Linked DNA regions of Homo sapiens: region 2 is linked to region 1. Evidence: chromatin loops called from intact Hi-C (ENCODE). Cell type or tissue: heart right ventricle. All regions are shown on one strand. Each heading gives the region's core, and the rest is flanking DNA. Links, peaks and the distances in the headings are about the cores only. Region 1 has its middle 26 kb from the start of S100A6. Region 2 holds the start of SLC27A3 (solute carrier family 27 member 3).

The links. A loop is a pair of places that touch in the nucleus more often than their neighbours do. Peaks named below come from ENCODE experiments on the same cell type or tissue, not always from the same donor. Only the 100,000 strongest peaks of a DNase experiment are listed, where the experiment ranks them.
Region 2: a loop joins it to region 1, with 6 times the contacts of the local background. A loop is called at or near these places in 18 of 110 quality-filtered maps.

The regions. Positions count from the first base shown.
Region 1 is chr1:153,505,679-153,514,931 of GRCh38, reverse strand. No RefSeq gene overlaps it. Among named protein-coding and RNA genes, the nearest start is that of S100A6, 26 kb to the left of the region's middle. RefSeq lists an enhancer at 5,089-5,138. In heart right ventricle, for the core only: CTCF peaks have their summits at 1,631 (motif pointing right), 3,831 (motif pointing left) and 5,013 (motif pointing left); DNase peaks (open chromatin) are centred at 1,742, 3,831, 7,981, 8,321 and 1 weaker place; H3K27ac peaks cover 1,839 bases.
Region 2 is chr1:153,768,535-153,777,787 of GRCh38, reverse strand. INTS3 (integrator complex subunit 3) reads right to left here. Exons shown (of 30, transcript NM_023015.5): 22 at 8,827-8,895; 23 at 7,944-8,019; 24 at 7,477-7,590; 25 at 7,055-7,103; 26 at 5,825-5,992; 27 at 5,348-5,448; 28 at 5,077-5,149; 29 at 4,707-4,863; 30 at 2,980-4,595. The coding sequence ends at 4,518. SLC27A3 (solute carrier family 27 member 3) reads right to left here and starts at 2,381. Exons shown (of 10, transcript NM_024330.4): 1 at 1,624-2,381; 2 at 1,061-1,270; 3 at 568-726; 4 at 1-27. The coding sequence starts at 2,290. RefSeq lists a silencer at 1,754-1,945 and an enhancer at 1,314-1,980. In heart right ventricle, for the core only: a CTCF peak has its summit at 5,676 (motif pointing right); DNase peaks (open chromatin) are centred at 1,577, 2,407, 4,142 and 6,787; H3K4me3 peaks cover 2,286 bases; H3K27ac peaks cover 8,000 bases.

The DNA.
Region 1 (9,253 bases), core at 692-8,691:
TTAGTAGAGACGGGGTTTCACCTTGTTAGCCAGGATGGTCTCCATCTCTTGACCTCGTGATCTGCCCGCCTCGGCCTCCCAAAGTGCTGGGATTACAGGCGTGAGCCACCGCGCCCGGCCATGTTGTCATACTTCTACAACAGCACCTGATCATAACCACCTGTTTACCTGTCTGTCTTCACGTGAACCTGTCTGACTGCATGGGAACCTCCCCTGACACAGTGATCCACACAGGCTCAGTAGTAGGGGTGCAGTAGAGCATACTGGTTAGAGCTCAGATTTTGGAATAAGGTGGAATCAGGTTCAAATCCTCCCTGTGCCATTGCTAGAGACATGACCATGGGCAAGCTACTTAACCACTCTGATCCTTAATTTTGTCATCTTTAAGTGAAGATACACTGGCTGGGCTTGGTGACTCACACCTGTAAATCTCAGCACTTTGGGAGGCTGAGTTGGGAGGATTGCTTGAGCCCAGGAGTTCAAGATCAGCCTAGGGAACATAGTAAGATCCCGCCTCTACAAAAAATAAAAAATATTAGCTGGGTGTGGTGGCACGCAACTGTGGTCCCAGCTACTCCAGAGGCTGAGGTGGGAAGATTGCTTGGCCCACAAGTTAGGGACTGCAGTGAGTCGTGATTGCACCACTGCACTCCAGCCGGGGTGACAGAGAGACCCTGTCTCAAAACAAAAACAAAAACAAACAAACAAAACCCCCAAAACCAAAAAACCAACAAAACAACAAAGATTCCATCTAGACTGTGGACTTTGCAAGGGCAGGGCCCCGTCAGTCTTGTCACTGTGGTATCCTAAAACCTGACCTCAACAATGGAAAAAAAAGAAAAAAAATTTGCCACAGGGACTGTGGGTAGGGAGGGGTGGAACAAGAGAATGTAAAATTCAGTTTGTCACCCTGTGTGGTTATTATTTTGAAGAAAACAATAAGAAAAACAATAGAGTCGAGCCGGCTGAGCCCAGCATAGTGGAGAAATGAATCCATTGCTCCTTGGACCATCTGTTCATCTTGAACACCTGGGGACGAGGGAACAGTCAGGGGGAGAGGCTGCCTGGGACACTTCTAGGAGGATCTGGGCAGAGGGAGAAGTGATGGAGCTGGATGGGGTTTGGGAGGGCGGGCATGGAGTGAAAGGCGCCCGGTGAAGCCTGCCGCCTGGGGAGGATGTGAGTGTTCCTGGACAAGGGGCTGGTGGTTGGGGTGCAAGCAGATTTGCCCTCTATGGTGGGCAGTCAGCTTGGCCTTTCTTGAGAGAAGGGAAGTCTATTGCGTGGGGCAATAAACTTAGAAAATTTGAAAAGACGCCATGACAGATACAAAAATAAAAACACAAAAAATTCAAAATTCTACCATCCTAACAGTGATTTCCAGTTGGGTTTTCATGTTATCTTCCCTGTGTCTGGCTTTTGCATTGTTATACTCATGGAGAGTGTACCGTTTGTCATTCTACTGCTTTTGTTTGACCCAATGGCATGAATCTGCCCCTTCCACCATATGCATCAGAGGCAGGTCCTCTCCACCACCCCACTAGGTGTCCGGGGTGCCCTTTGGTTGTATAGTTATCCTAGGGATGCAATGGAAAACTTCTCCTAGTGTGCACGTGTTGTCTGTATTAGGGTGTTGACTGCCACTGGATGGCACTGCTCACTGGGCTGGCAGCTGGTGGGTGCTTGGAGCAGAGAAGGAAGTTTCTATTCACAGGAAGCCCTGAGCAGGGACCAGCTGGGACCTCAGGTCCTGATGGTGAGAAGGCTGAGGGGTCAGCCATGAGGCCTAGTTCTACCCTGTCTCCTGGGAACCCACCAAGGCCTTGGTTCCTTCTCTTGCTCTTGCCCTGTTGCCAGCACACCCGACAACAAATGCCATGCTCTGGCAATTCTCCAAGTCTGGCTTGTCCCATGTCCTCCACTGCAGACTCCCCTTTCCTTCTGTACTTTCCTGGCTCCCCCAGGATACACCCACTTCCGACCCCGCTGCTTTCATCCCTCCACTCCAGAAGCCCTGTCCTAACTGCAGCTTTGATTATAGCAACATTGGTGTATGTGTCTGTTTTTGCACAAGCACCATGCTGTTTTGGTTAAAGTTGGTTAACTTCAGTGGTTGCTCACTACCTGGGTGATAGGACAGTTAGCATACTCCAAATATCAGCATCACACAATATACCCTTGTAACAAAACTGCACATGTACCCTCTGAATCTCAAATAAAAGTGGAGAGTAAACACACAGAAAACCTTGTAGCAACAGAAAAACGTTGAGATTAGGAGGGCTCATTCTTAGCGGTTGTTTTATGGGAGCAAAATGTCAATACCTGTATCTTGGTATTTGTTTCCTGCATTAATAAAATACTGGGGTGAATACCTGTTTTATATGTAAATGTTTTCAGAATTTATTGCATTAAAAAACACTGGAACTGTGTATTTAATATATTTTGAAAAAAATTAGAAAAACACTGCAAAACATCAAATAAAACACAAAAATTTCAAATCTCCAGCCAAGCAAAAAGCCCCATGTGCCTGCTCTTAGTCTCTTAGGTGAGGGAAGAGACTTACTAATAGTCTGTCCTGAGGAAACCACTCCCAGGAATGGGTCCAAACTCCTTTTAGTGCACACCTCCCTTTCCCCCAAAAACAGGCATTACTATTTTCCTACCAAATTTTCCTATGAAGGCATAATTACCATTTTGATGACAACACACAGATCCTTCCTGCTGATGTTCAACTTTTGCTAATGTCCCTTACTTCTTGACATCCTGGGTATCCTTTCCTCCCCCTAGTTACAGATTGCTTGTGCAAATACGTTAATAAATACCGCTTTTAGCTGTGAAGTTATTAAGAGTGTGAGTTATTACAGATTGTTCTGTGGCTGGAGCTCAGCGCTGGACTATGTTTTATGTTTTGACTGGTGCCCTTTGTGTGCAGCTCAGAGCCACAGTGTTAGTTTAGGAAAATACAAATCTACCATATGCAATGAATGATCAGGAAACTGTTGAATTTGGTGAGTAACAACTCTCTCAGAGGCCAGGCACTGTGGCTCACACCTGGAATCCTAGTACTTTGGGAGGCTGAGGCGGGAGGATCACTTGGGCCCAGGAGTTTGAGACCAGCTTGGGCAATATAGTGAGACTTTGTCTCTACAAAAAATAAAAAAAAAATTAGCCTGGTGAGGTTGCTTCTGTGGTCCCAGCAACTCAGGAGGCTGAGGTGAGAGGATGACTTGAGTCCCAGAGGTCGAGGTTGCAGTGAGCCATGTTCATGAGACTGCACTCCAGCCTGGGTGACAGAGTGATACCCTGTTTCTAAAAAACAAAACAAAACAAGACAAAACAAACAAAACAAACAAGAAACAACTTTAAAATGTTTGGAAGAAAATATAGAAAAAGATCGTTATGACCTTGGGGGTGGTGAAGGTTTCCTTAAGCAAGAAGAAAAAGAACATAGCCCAGAAAACGCTTTACTGCATTTAAATGAAAAATTTGTGTTAATCAAAAAGCACCATTAAAAAAATACAAAGCTAGACTCTGCCTCAAACAACAACAAACAGACAAAAAAACTTTCCAAGAAACTGAGAACCTTAAAAAAAAAAATCTGGGAGTGTGGGTGTCAATCTCCCCAGCCTCCTGCCTCAAATTTGGGAATAAAAATGAGACTTTCCCCCCACCTTTTTTTTTGGTTCTCCCATTTGAGGTCAGGGCTTGGGCCTGGGAATGAGGGAGCCCACAGGGTCAGGCTGCCCCGGGCCCTGGACACTGGCATCTACCTTTTCCTCCACGTGGCAGGAGACCGGGCCAGCCTTGGGCTGCCACTACCGGTCCTTTGGCTCCCCCTGTTGACCACCCAGTCTCCAATCGTCGTGGTCTTGCCTGCGGAGAGGCCTGAGGGGTCTAGCAGAGTGCTGGGATTGCCAAGGGAGAAACTGATGGCCAGATGTTTGAACAACAGCTGGCTGGAGCAGAAGCCAGACCCCTCTGCTCTTCTTTAGGGTCAAATCTCAAGTCACATTGTCCCAGTGATGGGCAGCCCTGCCCTGTAAGGAAAAGACTGAGCTAGACTTCTCATTCCCAATTTGTCTTCCACATTGCTGTTACATTTGGCTCTTTGGGCTGGGTGCGGTGGTTCACATGTGTAATCCCAGCACTTTGGGAGGCTGAAGAGGGTGGATCACTTGAGGTCGGGAGTTCGAGACCAGCCTGGCCAACATGGCAAAACCCTGTCTCTTCTAAAAATACAAAAATTAGCCGGGTGTAGTGATGCATGCCGGTAATCCCAGCTACTCTGGAGGCTGAGGTGGGAGAATTGCTTGAACCTGGGAGGTGGAGGTTGCAGTGAGCCAAGATTGCACCATTGCACTCCAGCCTGGGCGACAGAGTGAGACTCACTCTCAAATAGCACCAATCAACCAAACAACAAAAACAACAAAAAGAAAACATTTGCCTTTTTTGCTAATAAAACTGATCTGTAGCTTAAAATCCTATATTGACTTCCTATAATGCCCATAGAACAAGATCTAACTCCTCAGGCTTGCACCCAAGGCCCTCCTCAATTTTGCCTCAGTCTTTTCTTCTGTTTATTTTTTCATCAATTTGCCCCCTTCCCTAGGCCTGGATCTGTGCCTTGGGCAGAGATATTTTTAGAGACAAAAGAAACCTTTGCTTCAGTTATGTGTAGAGAAGTTTGGGGTTATAACAACGTGTGAGTGCAAGGTGTTATTTGGCCTGATGGCTCAGGCAGAGGAATAACAGATTATGATGTTTGAAAGATTAAAGTGGAAACAAACAAAATGCACCATAGCATAATAAAGCCAGTATTAATATTTTACAAAGAGGATGTTGAAGTTGTATTAATAGGGGGATATGCTTCCTTTGTGTAGAAATACTGATTATTGTGGTGAGTGGTGTTTGCCAAGCACCAAAGTGGGGATAAAACATCCACTAGCCCCATTTCTATGGCGCCAAATGCACCGGCCTCCCTGCGGTTTGCTAAGGACACCCCCTGCTGGCAGAAAGAGGGAGCATGGCACACATGCCAGACACTTGCCTGGTCTCCTGATCTTGCCATGCCCTTTTGCACCTCCATGATCTGTTCATGCAATTTATTCTGTCTCTTTGTATCCTCCTCCACCCCCAGCCTTCCATACCTAGCTCAAATGGGACCTCCTTGGTGACATCTCAGGTCCCTGTTCTTCTCTCCTATTGTACCCAATATAGTCCTCTACAGTTGCCCTTAGCACACCCTAGTGAAAGGATCAGTGTACAAGCCTGTCCCCCTCCACTTCGCCTTTCTTCTACTCCCCCCACTCCTGTTATCTAGACCAAAGGCTCTTCAGTGTGAGGGACCGTGCCACCCTCGTCTTCATTTAGCACAGGACCTGCCACATGGTGGGTACTCAGTAAATCTTTGCGGGATGGATGAACATACTTTCACATTGTGGAGGGTTGTGGAATAAGGGCAGGGGAGAGAGTTCCTGTGCAAGGTGTTTTTACGTTGTATTCTGACCCACACAAATCTTGGAAGATGAGTTCAGCTCTGAGGCAAGGAGGTGGATCGAATACTTGAGATCAGGCCCAACAGACAGGTCTCAGACTGCAGGTGCTGGGCAGAGGGTGTCCACCAGTCATGATCTCAGGAAGGCAATGAGGGCTCAGTCCTGATGAGGAAGCCAGGGTGCTGATTCGCTGCTATGTCCCTCACACCCAGCTCCATGCCTGGAGGACAGCAGGTGCTTACTAATCACTACCGGCTTGTTGAGTGCCCAGGACATGGTGATGTGCAATTGGAAACAAAACTCAATTCTCTTCAAATGCATGCCAATAAACTCACATTCTTATTTTTTTTTATTCCTGGATGCAATCTTGACAGGTCCCATAGCCTTTCTAGTCAATCTTAGGCCTCAATTTTCTTTTCTTTTTCTTTTCTTTTCTTTTTTTTTGAGACAGAGTCTTACTCTGTCGCCCAGGCTGGAGTGCAGTGGCACGATCTTGGCTCACTGCAACCTCTGCCTCCCGAGTTCAAGTGATTCTCGTGCCTTAGCCTCCCGAGTAGCTGGGACTACAGGCGCGTGCCACCATACCTGGCTCATTTTTTCTTTTTTGTATTTTCAGTAGAGATGGGGTTTCACTGTGTTAGCCAGGATGGTCTCGATCTTCTGACCTCGTGATCCAACCCCCTCTGCCTCCCAAAGTGCTGGGATTACAGGCGTGAGCCACCGCGCAGGGCCAGGCCTCAATTTTCAGGCTGTGAAAAGTCCGGCCTGAAGTTCAATCTCGTCTTCTCAAAGGCCCTCTCTTGCCTGGACTGGCTTTTGCCCTGCAGCGGGGAAGGGCATGTGGGTAGCTTCTTCACTGTCTCCCCTCTGTCCTTTCAGCTCTCCTTCCCCACACCATGTGTCCTCTGGCTCTTGTAAGTGGGGGAAGCAGGAGGAGAGGCAGTGCTCACAAAGGTCTTCTCACTGGCGTGTTTACAATCTGGCCTTGGTGGCCTCCTTGGGTGGTGGATGCTTGAACGCTGACCCCTGGGGTGGGCTCCCCAGCTCATGATCTCCTGATGTAGCTGCTGCCTTCTTCAGGTGGCCTCCCGGCCCCTGCCCCTGGCTTCCAGGAGAAGTCTCCACACAGACTCCTTGCGGGGTGGCCCTGTCCTGTAGGCAGGCTCCCTTTGTGGGGATCCCTGTCTGGCCACAGGACCCCAGCATTGCTCCAACATCAATCGGCTTCAGCCTCAGGCCTCTCACAGACACCCCTCCTCATCTGCTTTGGGGCAGGCAGCCTCTTGCCTTTGGACTTTTATAGGTGTGAGTCAGGAAGAATTTCCTGTATCCCCCAATTCTACAGGACACAGCTCACGCTCTCTGAGGGGTTCTCTTACAGCTCCTCTCACTTGGTTGAAGGGGGAAGGAGGAAACTTGCCCTCCTTCGTGGAGGTGAGGACGGGCAGCACGTGGCGCCCTCACCCCGCCCTCTCTGAGCAGTCCCCAGCCTTTCCCTTCCTTGAGGTGAGGGGTAGATAAAGTCACTGAACTGTGTTTTTGGTTCACCTCCCACCTAGAAATTTCTCCATAGATGGTCAAAAGCCTCTCTTAAGAATATATAGAAACTTAATGCCCTTTGTCCCCAGCTTTGAGACCAACATAAAAAAGGAGCTGGTGACAAAGTTCTATTTTAGCATTCCATTACATGAGGGCTTGTAGAATGAATTGTGAACAACTGGACTTAGAATAACGGGGCCCGGGGGTGAGGGTTGCTTCCAGGAGGGCTTCTGGGTGGAAAATGGGGCTGTGGGAGTGGAAGGGAGGGATGGCAGGGGGCAGCAGGGGAGCCGGCTCCAGACCCCCAGGCAGACTTGCACTTGAATCTTGGCTTTCTTTTTTCTTGGTTGTGTGTTCTTGGGAAAGTTACTTGTTCTCTCACATTTGCCTCATCTCTGAAATAGGGACTATTATAGTTAGGATTAAAGAGATAATGTCTGCAGGACACGCTTCACTCTGGTAGTATCATTTTTGGTATTCCTGTTCCTTGGGTGTGTGTGTGGGGGGTCCGTGTCAGCAGGAGGGGAGTAGGTGGGGCGAAGCCTTCTTGGCTCTGCTGGAAGCACCAGGAGGAAGATGGGTGGGAGGAGGGAGACATGGGGGGAGGAATTCAGTGCAGAGGTGAAGTCAGTTTCTGGCCCCTGGGTGGAGTGGCTGTTAGGGGAGAAAGCCGTGCCCGCTGAGTGTGTCCTCACCCTGTCCTGCACTGACAGCCTTCTCATTCCATGTCTGTGTGGGAGGCCCAACTCAGCCTTGGGCCTGGCCTCTGCAGAGTGGCCCACGTGGGCAGGGTCCTGTGCTCTCTGAGCCCTCTGGGTTTCTTTCTTCCCCCTTCCCCTCTTCAGGGCCAGCTCCTGCTCTCTGGCTGACCCGCCACAGGGATCTGGGCCTTGACCCAGGCAGCTGACTCATGTGCTCTTTGGATTCTCTGGCAAAAAATGTTGCAGCCTCCCCCACCCTGGCCTTGGAAATGGAAATTCTTGTTCAAGGAGCTGGTGAAGATAGTCAGCTGCATACAGCTGGTGGGTCAACAGGGACCAGGTGGCGGGTGTGAAAGGGCTCAGCAAGTTCAGAGCATCCTGCAAAGGGCTGTGGAAGCTAGCCGGTCTTTGGTGTCATTCCTGCATTCATTTTCACCCACACAGGTCTGACCACCGTCTCTTCCCATTTCTGATAACCCCATTCCTAGCGGAACTTTCTCTCCCCATTTTTAGTGGTGCTGGTGGTGCTCCCAATCATACTGCCTCACTCCTACCTGTCACAGCACAGGCCCGGCTGATCCGATAGCCCTGTCCCTTGATGCCTGGCACCCTGACCATGCCTACCTTGCTCAGCCCCTTGTAGTCCTGTGACAGAGGAAGCAGATGAGAGGTGGTGGCTCACTGCCCATGTGGACCTGGGTGCCATGTGGCTGTGCGTACAGGGGTGATGTAGCAAGAAGGATTTTGTAGCTGAGAAGAAATTGAATTTGGAACCCAGAGGTTGGATCCAGGTGATATGGTTTCCTAAAGACAGTTTAGAGACCATGTGATATGGTTTGACTGTGCACCCACCCAAATCTCAACTTGAATTGTATCTCCCAGAATTCCCATGTGTTGTGGGAGGGACCCAGGGGGAGGTAATTGAATCGTGGGGGCCGGTCTTTCCCATGCTATTCTCATGATAGTGAATAAGTCTCACGAGATCTGATAGATTTATTAGGGGTTTCCACTTTTGTTTCTTCCTCATTTTTCTCTTGCTGCTGCCATGTAAGAAGTGCCTTTGGCCTCCTACCATGATTCTGAGGCCTCCCCAGCCATGTGGAACTGTAAGTCCAATTAAACCTCTTTTTCTTCCCAGTCTTGGGTATGTCTTTGTCAGCAGCATGAAAACGGACTAATACACCATGTCAGGTAGGTATGCTGGAATTTCAATAAGACAAAGTTGAGAACGTGAGGGGAAACTTGGGGGCCTGTTCAGCAAACAGCCCCCAGGCTGACATCCTCTGGAATGTTCTGAGGAAATGGCATTCTCTGGGTCTTTTGCAACAAGTACCAACTTTACACAAATGACCCATCAGAGGGCTCTTTTTTCCAAGCCTCAAATCTAGCTCTTGTGATGATGTCACTCTGGCCACAATGATTATTGAAGAGGTGGGCACTACACTAAATTGGGCCAATCATGGCCTCTTCCTGGGGGAAGGATGTGAGGGAAAGAATGTCCTCTCTCCTTTGGATTGC
Region 2 (9,253 bases), core at 1,254-9,253, 260 kb before region 1:
ACTTGGATTTCAGCACCACTGTGGCCCCTGCCAGAAGTGGGCAGGGGGGAAGAAGGGAGGTAAGATTAGGAGCAGAGTGGGGAGCCCAAGCCCCTCTTTCCAGACCCCAGCCATCACTGTAGTCTTTCCCTGGGAAGGGCCCACTGTGGGAGTCACACCGTCAGGAAGCCGTGCTGGCCCTCTTTCCCCTCCCCCGGCCCCTGTCCCCAGCCTTAGAAGAGGTGAATGCCCTTTCCCTACTTCCCAGCCCCAAAGATCTCATCCTCCACACTCTCACTTCCTTGTCTCTCTCTCCCTCTTCTCTTACTTGCCTGTTCCTGGACTGACACAGTCCTTCCCTGCCTTTGACCCTGCAGCCTGGAGTTATGTGGCTGTATGGCCCCCCTCACCGTTCCTCAGTCTGTAGGTCTAGGCAGGTGACATTGCCCTATTGTACAGAGCTCCTGGTGAGTAGGGCTCTGCCCCATCCGTCCTCTAGATTATCTACCCTGGAGGACTCACACCATAGTACGTGCTTAATAAATGTCTACTGGATGAATTAATGAAGGTGGGGTTGGGGAGACTGACCAATGCCCATGCAGCCCACGATGCCCAGCAGGGAACCGGACATGTGGTAGAGTGGGAGGGCGAGGTAGATCACATCTTCCTGGTGGACACCACACAGCTGATAGAAGCCCTGGCATTGCAGGATCTTCAGATGACTGATCCGAGCAGCCTTGGGGAGGCCTGTGGGGTGGCAGTTATGGGACGATCAGGGGAAGGGCAAACTCCAAGCTCTACCTATCTGTTTGCACCCCCGCTGGGTTTCCCACAGAAAGAGGCGGAGGCAGGACAGAAGCTGAGGACCGAGACCAGGCTGTCCTGGAAATATGGGTGGTCTGGGGGAGGTGGAGAAATGAGTAGGAGGTGAGGAGACTGGGGAGTGAAATGATGGGGAGAAAAAGGATGTGCCAATGAAATCAGCATCCTCTCTGGGGGCTTTGAAGGAGTGGTCTGGGAGCAGACCCCTGCCTTCCTCTGCCTTGGTTTCGGGGAGCTAAGTATGGTGCCCGGCCCTCACCCGTGGTGCCAGAGGTGAAGATGTACAGGCACGTGTCTGTTATGCTCTGGGGGGAAGAGAGGTATCCTGGCACTGGCCCATCCACTTCAGCGGACACTTCAGCCAGCAAATCGCTAATTCCAGCAGGGTGGGTTCCTGGGCCTGCAGCCCACAGGTGGAGCCCCATGGCTCTCAGGGCGGGCAGGTCCGGCTCCAGGGACTCCAGAAACTCTAGAAGGGTGGGAAAGCACAACGCCGGGGCCCTGGCTCTACCTAGAAGAGCCTATGACCCATGTCCCCTCCCTATCCCAGCCCACACTGCTCTTGGATGAGGGTGAAGGGTATGGACATTCCATCTTGGGTCTGAGGCCTGGAACTCGACTCCTTGGGGATCCTTGGGGCACCAAAGATTCAGCCTCATCCCTTCTCAAACCCGGAGACTCCTATCTCCACCCACTTTCGAACCCCAAGGGATAGTCGGCTTCTTCCCAGGCCCAGGGATGAGACCAAGCCTTTCTGTGGTCTCCGACACGCCCCCTTCTGTGGCTGGCCCCGCCTTAGTCAGTTCGGAGCTCCAGCCTTACCTGGCGCCAGCACCAGCGCGCGCGCGCCGCAGCTGCGGAGGCAGTGCAGCAGGGGGCCCCGGCGCAGGGCGGTGGGCACAAAGGCAGTGCGCAGGCCGGCCTTGGCCAGCCCGAACCAGAGCCACAGAAACTCTGGGCCAGCGGGGAGGAGCAGCGCCACAGTTGCTCCAGGTGACAGAGGGGCGGCGGCTCCTCCACCTCTGGCGGCACCGTCCCCTCCGGCAAACTCCGCGCCGCTTCCGGCCGCTGCATCTCCGGCTCCCGGCGCTGCCCGCTCGCCTTCTCCAGCGCTCCCCTCGCCGCTGTCGCCGCCGTCGGGTCCCCAGTCCCAGCCTAGCGCACGTAGGAAGGCGCGTGCAGCCCTGTTACTCTCGCGCTCCGCCTCTGAGTAGCTAAAGCGCCGCGAGCCGTGAATGAGAAAGGTGTGCGCGGCGCGCTGCTGGGCCAGTTCCGCGAGGCGCCAGGCCAGGCTGCAGCCCCCCTCGGGACCTTCCGGGTCGGCGGCAGCCGCGGCCAGGGCGCGAGCTCGAAGAGCCCTTTTGCAGCACAGAGCTCGCACCGCAAAGGCCAAGTCCGCCGGAAGCCAGCGCAACTGCGGCCAGAGGTGTAGCTTCAGCAGCAGCAGCGGTAGCAACAGCAGCAGGGGCAGCAGCAGGAGGGCAGCCATGGAGCCCGCTTCCTCTATCGGCACCGTCTGGTTCCAGCCGCTCGCAAACATCCCTGATCCTCCCTTCCGAAAACCTAGGGCCGCTCGTTCTAGCTGAGACTTCTCCTTCCAGGGAGCGCGCGTGCGCTGGCACACGCCCATTCCCACCCAGGCCCCCACCACTCCACACGGGCGGAGAGCAGAAACCCGGGAGGAGTGCGGGTGTGGGGCGGCCCCGGACTCCCAGCCCTCCCCCCACAGCCTACGCTCCGCCCTAGGCGCGCTCCCTCCCGGACTGCTCGCGGCTCGCACCCTACCAGGTCCTGGGCGGTGCTCGCGCCTTCCCTGAATCCCAGGGTTATGTCTGTCTTCTAAGTTGTTTCTCGGCTTGGGCGGTTTAGGCATCTGGCTAAGCCCTAGAGTCCAGGCCTGAGAGCCAGGGCGTTTGGATCGCAGTCCATCTTCCCCTCAATATTTCTCGTTTTCCCGTTAAGGGAAGGTACCATTGCTCTCTCCCAAAAGAATGAACTTGGCCCCTGGCCCATTTGGTTCTGCAAGTCCCGGCCTGCCAGCCGCAACCCCAGGGGATGGGTGGGGGCTGAGAGTTAAATAGGGGAAAGGTGGAAACCCAGACTGCCAGATTTCTGAGGGGTCACGACAGAGGCCCCTCCCTTTGGGCAAGGGTACAATAATTGGGGCCAGCCAGCAAATGCTCTCCATCCTGGTTTTAATTGGGACAGAGGAAACTGGGGAAGGAGAGAGGAAGGAAAAAGAAGCCTCCAGTGGTTTAGACTTTCAAAGGAAGCAACAGCAGTGATGAGGGAGGGGAGAACCTGGATTCTGTAAAAAGACAAATTTTCGGGGTGAAGAGGAGCAGCTCTGTGCAGTTCGCCCAAACTTCACTCCTCAGTCCACCTCCATTCTCCCTGGACAGCGGGGGAACAACAGCATAGCCAAGGAACTCTCCTCTGCTGGTTCACATGGCCCAGCAAGTGGCCACACTGTGGAAGGAAGAGCATCTCTGTCCCTCCCTGGTATCCAGACTTTATCTCCAGGTACAGTTGTCCCTGGAGACCAAGCTGGAGCATCCCTCCCGTCAAGCAGCGAGTCCTCCGGCCATTCTTGGTAGGCACACAGACTTCAACTGGAGGATGACAGACCTTTTGGAAGCATCTTGTTTCTTGAGAAATGAGTAAGGACAGGCCTCATCCTACGGGGGATGGTTCTGCATAGACAGATCAGTGCCTGGCTCCCACCTCCAGTGGCAGCAGGAAGGATGGGTAGTGGCCAAAGCCAAGTCCCTTCTGCTCTAGACAAAAGTGGGGGCAGAACAGGAAGGGAAAGGGGGATGTTCTGCGGTTACAAGTAGGGGTGCCAATCAAATCAAGACCAAGCTATACATGCACGGGGCAAATGCCAGCAGACACTCCAGCACAAAAGACATTCTGGCTTGTTTTATTGTCATTTAAAAACAACTTTTAAGACACGATTATCTCTGCCAAAAAAAAAACAAAAAAAAACAAAAAAAAAAACAGACTCAAGGAAATGGGATCATTTGACAATTCTGTGAAACTTGCCTCTGGGACTCCCTGGGCTCTGGTGTAGATTGAGGTGCCAACCTCAGACCAACCTAAGCCTCCAGGGCACACCACGTGGGGCTGTGGCCACCCTTTCAGACTCCTTTCTGAATGCTTGTGGCATCTGCCCCATGATTAGGAATGGACACCCTGACCACGTCATAGATGCCCATTTCACACTGGCATGTGGATAGTGACTATAAAACGTCCCTTCAGAACAAACCAAGACCTGAAGGGGAAGCAGGAAGGGACACCCACACACTGAGTCTCTGCTCTCATCCTAGCTTATCTGGCCAGCTGCCCCTTTGTCATTTCCCTTCTCTGTTGAAATGGCTCTTTGGGAGACTGGGGGAGGAGATTGCGGAAGGGGCCAGGGGGCTGAGGACTTCCACTATGGTCTGATTTTACAGAGCCTCTGGCTTCAGTCAGATCCCAAATATCACTGGGAACAGCAGTGTGAGGGGCTGGAGGCCCCAGGAGGAGGGAAGGGGCTAGGGGCTGCATGGCAGCTTCTCAAACTCAGCCAGAGGAGAAAGCTCCTCCTTCCACCGGGGGAGCTTGGGGATGCAGCAAGGGTGTTTCCCCTGCAATCTCCTCAGCCTCTATTAACCTTTGAATCACCAAGAAGGAGAGGGCAGTCCAGCCGGGGGTGGGATGGGGAATGCAGGGCCTCAGTCACTGTCAGAGCCCACTGCAGAGGACCCTTTTCGTTTCCGCTTGGTAGGCTTCGGTTTCGTGTCTTCCTCTTCCTGGAAGAGATGGGAGGGGAAATGGGAAGTTAACAGCCTGGGCAGCTGCTGGCGCCGACTCCACCTGCACCCAGTGCTCCTTTTCCCCCTGTGCACTGGCTGGGTTCTCACTGAAGCACTGCTGGAGCCCGACTCTTCTTCGGCATTGGGGGGCTGTGTGGCATTCTTTCGACTTCGAGGGCTGGACAGAGCTGCTTTTCGCCGGCTCTTGGGTGGCTTGGTGGAAGAGTCCTCATATTCCTCCGCCAGGGAGAAGAGATCACTGAATCTAAGGAAAAGGAGCGGTAGCTCTTTGAGTGGGAGCCTGCTGCTCCTACGGCACCTCCCATCCTCTTCTCTGCCCCCAGGCCTAGGCCTTCTTTTTCTTCAACCCTGGACCCTAAGGTCTTGCTGGCCATTACGTTTATGTCCCTAGCAGGCTTCCTCTCCCTTAGGCTTTTCCCCTACTACTTTCCAAGGCCCAAAGTGGCAGGAGCCTCACTTCATCTTGTGGGCTTCGTCACAGCTCGCTTGGACATGCTGCAGCGCCTGGAGAATTGGCGTCTGGCTAAAAACTAGAGGAAGAAAAGGGAGAGCAGGGAAGGAAAAACAATCAGATGTCTGGGAGCTTATTAAACAGCACGCACAGGTTGTTTTATCCCGAGTGTGGGTTGTGGCCCCGGGTGTCCTGCCCCTGCCCCCAGCCTGGCTCCAGGCATAGTCTGGGCCAGGGCAGCACCGTCTACACTGGACGCCGAGGGTGGAAGGCATACAGTTCTGCTTGGTGTTGGTCAGGTTGAGCCGCAGATTGTCCAAGTGCTCCAGGATCTGCTCCAGAGTCAGCTGGGCCAGCTTGCTGCTAGAGCTCCTCAGGCTGTGCAGGAATCACCAGAGCCAGAGTCTGAGTGTGGGAGGGTTCCAGAGTGCGAGACACCCTCCACCCGCCAGGGCCCCCTTAAGACAGAGGCAGCCTACATGGGGAACAGGATAGGCAGCCTGGGAGGGCTGGGGTTGGGTGAGAAAGGTGTGCCTAGAACAGGGGATCCTGGCCACAGGGGCACTGGAAGATGGGGAGAAAGGGCCACGGTGGTCTCGCATGCCATGTGGCTTCGGACCACTAGATGTCGCCCACAAACCAGGCTGGGACAGCACTGACCCCCATCACCACCACCACCACCACCACCACCACCACCGACAGCAATCACTGCAGACCGCCATGGCCTGGAGGGTAGACAGGGACCGTGTCCCACCTCTGTCTCTTGCGAGGCAGGCTGTTGTTCTTGATGAGCAGGGACTTGATGTGCTCGGCCAGCAGCTCGTCATGTTTCATGCACCAGTGCCGCAGGATGCTGGTGGTGAACTGGTCGTCAGGATGGCAGGGCCGGCTCAGCACCATCTTCACCATCTCCTCGCTGGGCCTGGGGGAGGAAGGGGGCACTGGGTGCTGCTTGCACAGTGGCCGCAGGGCATGCTGGGTCTCTCCCACTTATTTCCCAAGCCCTGGCCTCCCCACCCACCCACTACTCTCACATCCCTCTCCCTCTTCTCCTTAGGCCAAGGAATGCCTGGTTTCATCCTCTGTGGAAGCCAGGAGAGAAGAAGTGAGATTCTTCACTTGCTGTGGTAGGAGAAGGCGTGTGCGTGTGTGTGTTGGGAAGGAGGACCCTCAGTTCTCCTCCTCCTCCCCTAGAACAGTCAGGGAGTGGGCCTGGGAGGCAGAAGCACAAGCATGTGGCATGCAGATGCTCCCCTACCCCTACCCTGCTAAAGCTGTGGGCCAACCTGGCTTCCAGCTGGAGGAAGGGGGCAGGAGAGGGTTGTGAAGTCACAGCCCCATACAGCCTCCAAGCTTCCCACTTCCTCTAGGACACTCTGTACCATTTATAGTCTCTCAGGCAAGAGAGCAGAAAGGGTGGAAGGAAGGCAGAAAGGTAGGAAGGATAAGATACACAGCTGCTGCCCCATTTATCGGGGGATGTTGCTAAAGGGCTTTGCGGGAAGAGGGGGCTGCCACCCTCTCCCTCTCTGCCCCACCCTGTCAAGGCACAGTAGGTCCAGCTGGCTCTGCTCTGCACAGGGTGAGGGAGAGGATGGTGCGTGACCCCTCTACCCTGACCCTCCCTCCTCTTGGATTAGCTGTGCGGTGGCCAGCAGGAGCATGGGGCGGTGGGGGGGGCGCGGCGGGGAGCAGGAGCCACCAGGGATTAGAACTGCTGTGGCAGCAGGAAACAGGGATGTCCGGTCCCCACCTCCCCACCTCCGAGGGCAGCTCCTGGTGGGCAGGGGGGTAAAGTCGAGAGGAAGCCCAGATCCCAGGGGAGCTGCTCATTTGTAAGTCACGTTGGGGGAAGGGCAGAATAAGCAGATGTTAACGACAGGAAAAAATATGGCAATAAGGAGGAGGACAGAAGCCCTTTAGACCACAGCAGCTCTTGGGATGTTAAAATTGAGGGCTAAAGAGCCCCAGAAGTGGAACTCACTTTTCTCTTCGGAGTTGAAGCAGTAGGCAGGACAGGGCCTCTGGGTGCTCTGTGAGGGAAGGGCAGAGGCTGTTCAGGGGGAAGGTATGATTCCAGGATGGAATCTGGGGACCTCTCTCATCCCCCAACAGCCACTGGAGGGAATAAGGACAGTCTTTGATGAGGAGCCAGGAAGAATCCCCTACCCCACTCCTATCAGTCCCTGAGCCACCTGAGCCCCAGCCCAGAGCCTGGCTCATGGTGGGCCCACAGGACTCACCTAAAGAACAAAAGTGGCTGACAGAGAGCCTGCCCTTGTGCACTTTGGTGGGAAGGAGGACAATGGATCTGGGCTCATCCTAGAAGCCTAGAGGCCTCAGCCTTGCCCTAACTGTATAGGAAGTGTCATATCTGATGTGCTCCCTACCCAAAAGCCTACTCACCCTTGTATTTGAGGTGCTGCAGGATGGGGATTATGGTCTCCAGGGGAATATTGTGGGCCAGAAAGAGCTGCCAGGCACAATACTGCTCAAAGGTCTCCCAGTCTAGGCTCTGAACTGGAAGAGACAAAAGAAACATCTCTCTCAAGAATGAACAAACGAACACACACACACACACACCCCCCCCACCCCCCCATCCACTGACTACCAGCACACACACACACACACACACACACACACACACACACACACACACCCCAATCCACTGACTACCAGCACCCCAAGCAGGGATGTTACAGAGGTAGGACAGATCCAGAAAGATACTGCCCCAGACCGCACCAGGGTGGAGTACAATTCTCTCCCCTTAACTTCCCAGCCCCAGAACCAGCTTTCCTGATAGTGTAAAATACACAGGACTGACACCCTGCCCTCCTCTCCTCTCCCAGGCACCTAAAGATTTGATCACTTACTGAGTATGTTGAGAACTGAGTCTTTTCGAAACATAACCAGGTTACCCATCATCACGTGGCAGACCAGCTCCTGGAGCTAAGGAGGTGGAGGAAGGAGGCAGAACCCATCAGCTCTGAAAGGGGCCAGGAAGCTAGTATGGAGGGGGACGCAGGAGGGCTCGTAAGGGAAAAAAAAAAATTAGAGGAAGTGAAGGCCCAGTTTAAAGGAATGGGAAGGAGATGGCACACAACGAATGCTGCCATCTCTGAAGGATGAAGGGGCTGATAAAGTAAGGCCTGAGTGGGAACCTTAGGACTATTTTGGGCAAAAATAGTTACAGCCTTGGTCTAAGCCTGAGGAGGAAAGGACCCTGAGAGGCTGGGCTCTGGATGTAGGTTGGGCAGGGTAAAGACAAAGGAAGGAGGATTCTTGGGTGCTAAGCTTCCTCTTTTATGAATGAGAACTAAGTGGAGAGGAGGAGAAATGGGATCCCAGTGCAGGCCTCAGAAGGACCCGAGCAAAGCTACAGCCTCTTGGGGACCTTATGCATGGTAAAAAGGTCAAGTAGAAATGGTCTGACCATTTTCATTCCGAGCCAAAGGAAAGGCCAGTTGAGAGCTAAAATCACAACCCCCTCAGCTTTTGCTGTGGAACAGGAGTGCCCAAAGAATATGGAGAATAAGGGGAACTCCAGGCAGGATTGGCCTAACCTCAGCCTGCCTTGCTTGTGTTCCACTTTTCCTTCCCAGGCCCCATGGCTGAAAGCGCACACCACTGTAGCCAGGAGGGAGGGTGCCTGGGAGGCATGGGCTCCCTGTCTGCAGGCCTGGAGGGAGAGCAGAGGCCCTATGTCCCTAATGCTGCCTCCCAGATCTTCTGGGGAGGTCAGAGCTCAATGTTCACCTGTGCAGAGTCAATAACAGCCACGATCATGTTCAGCAGCTCTCCGCTCCTCAAGGTTTCATCTGGAAACTAAATGGAAAAAGAGAGGGGAAGAGTCCTGGATGGGCTCCTCAGCTTTTATCCCATAGCCCACTCTCCTTCCTTATTACATCTCAAGGTTTGACTGGGTCAGCCAGACACAGGCCCTAAAATAAACCCCTAAACAGAGATCCAACAGCTATGATGCTGGAAGACTTCAAGAACTTGAAGCCCCCAAGTTTTGTTATTTATGTGTGCACACCATCAGGGGTGTGGGTTTTCTCTGATACTTCCCAAAGCATGTGTGTACAGAAAGGAATGGGGAACTACTAGAGATAAAGCCAGAGCTGAGAGGACTGGCCATGGTGGCTGATTCTGTGTGGGAGCAGTGGTAGAATAAATATTTGCA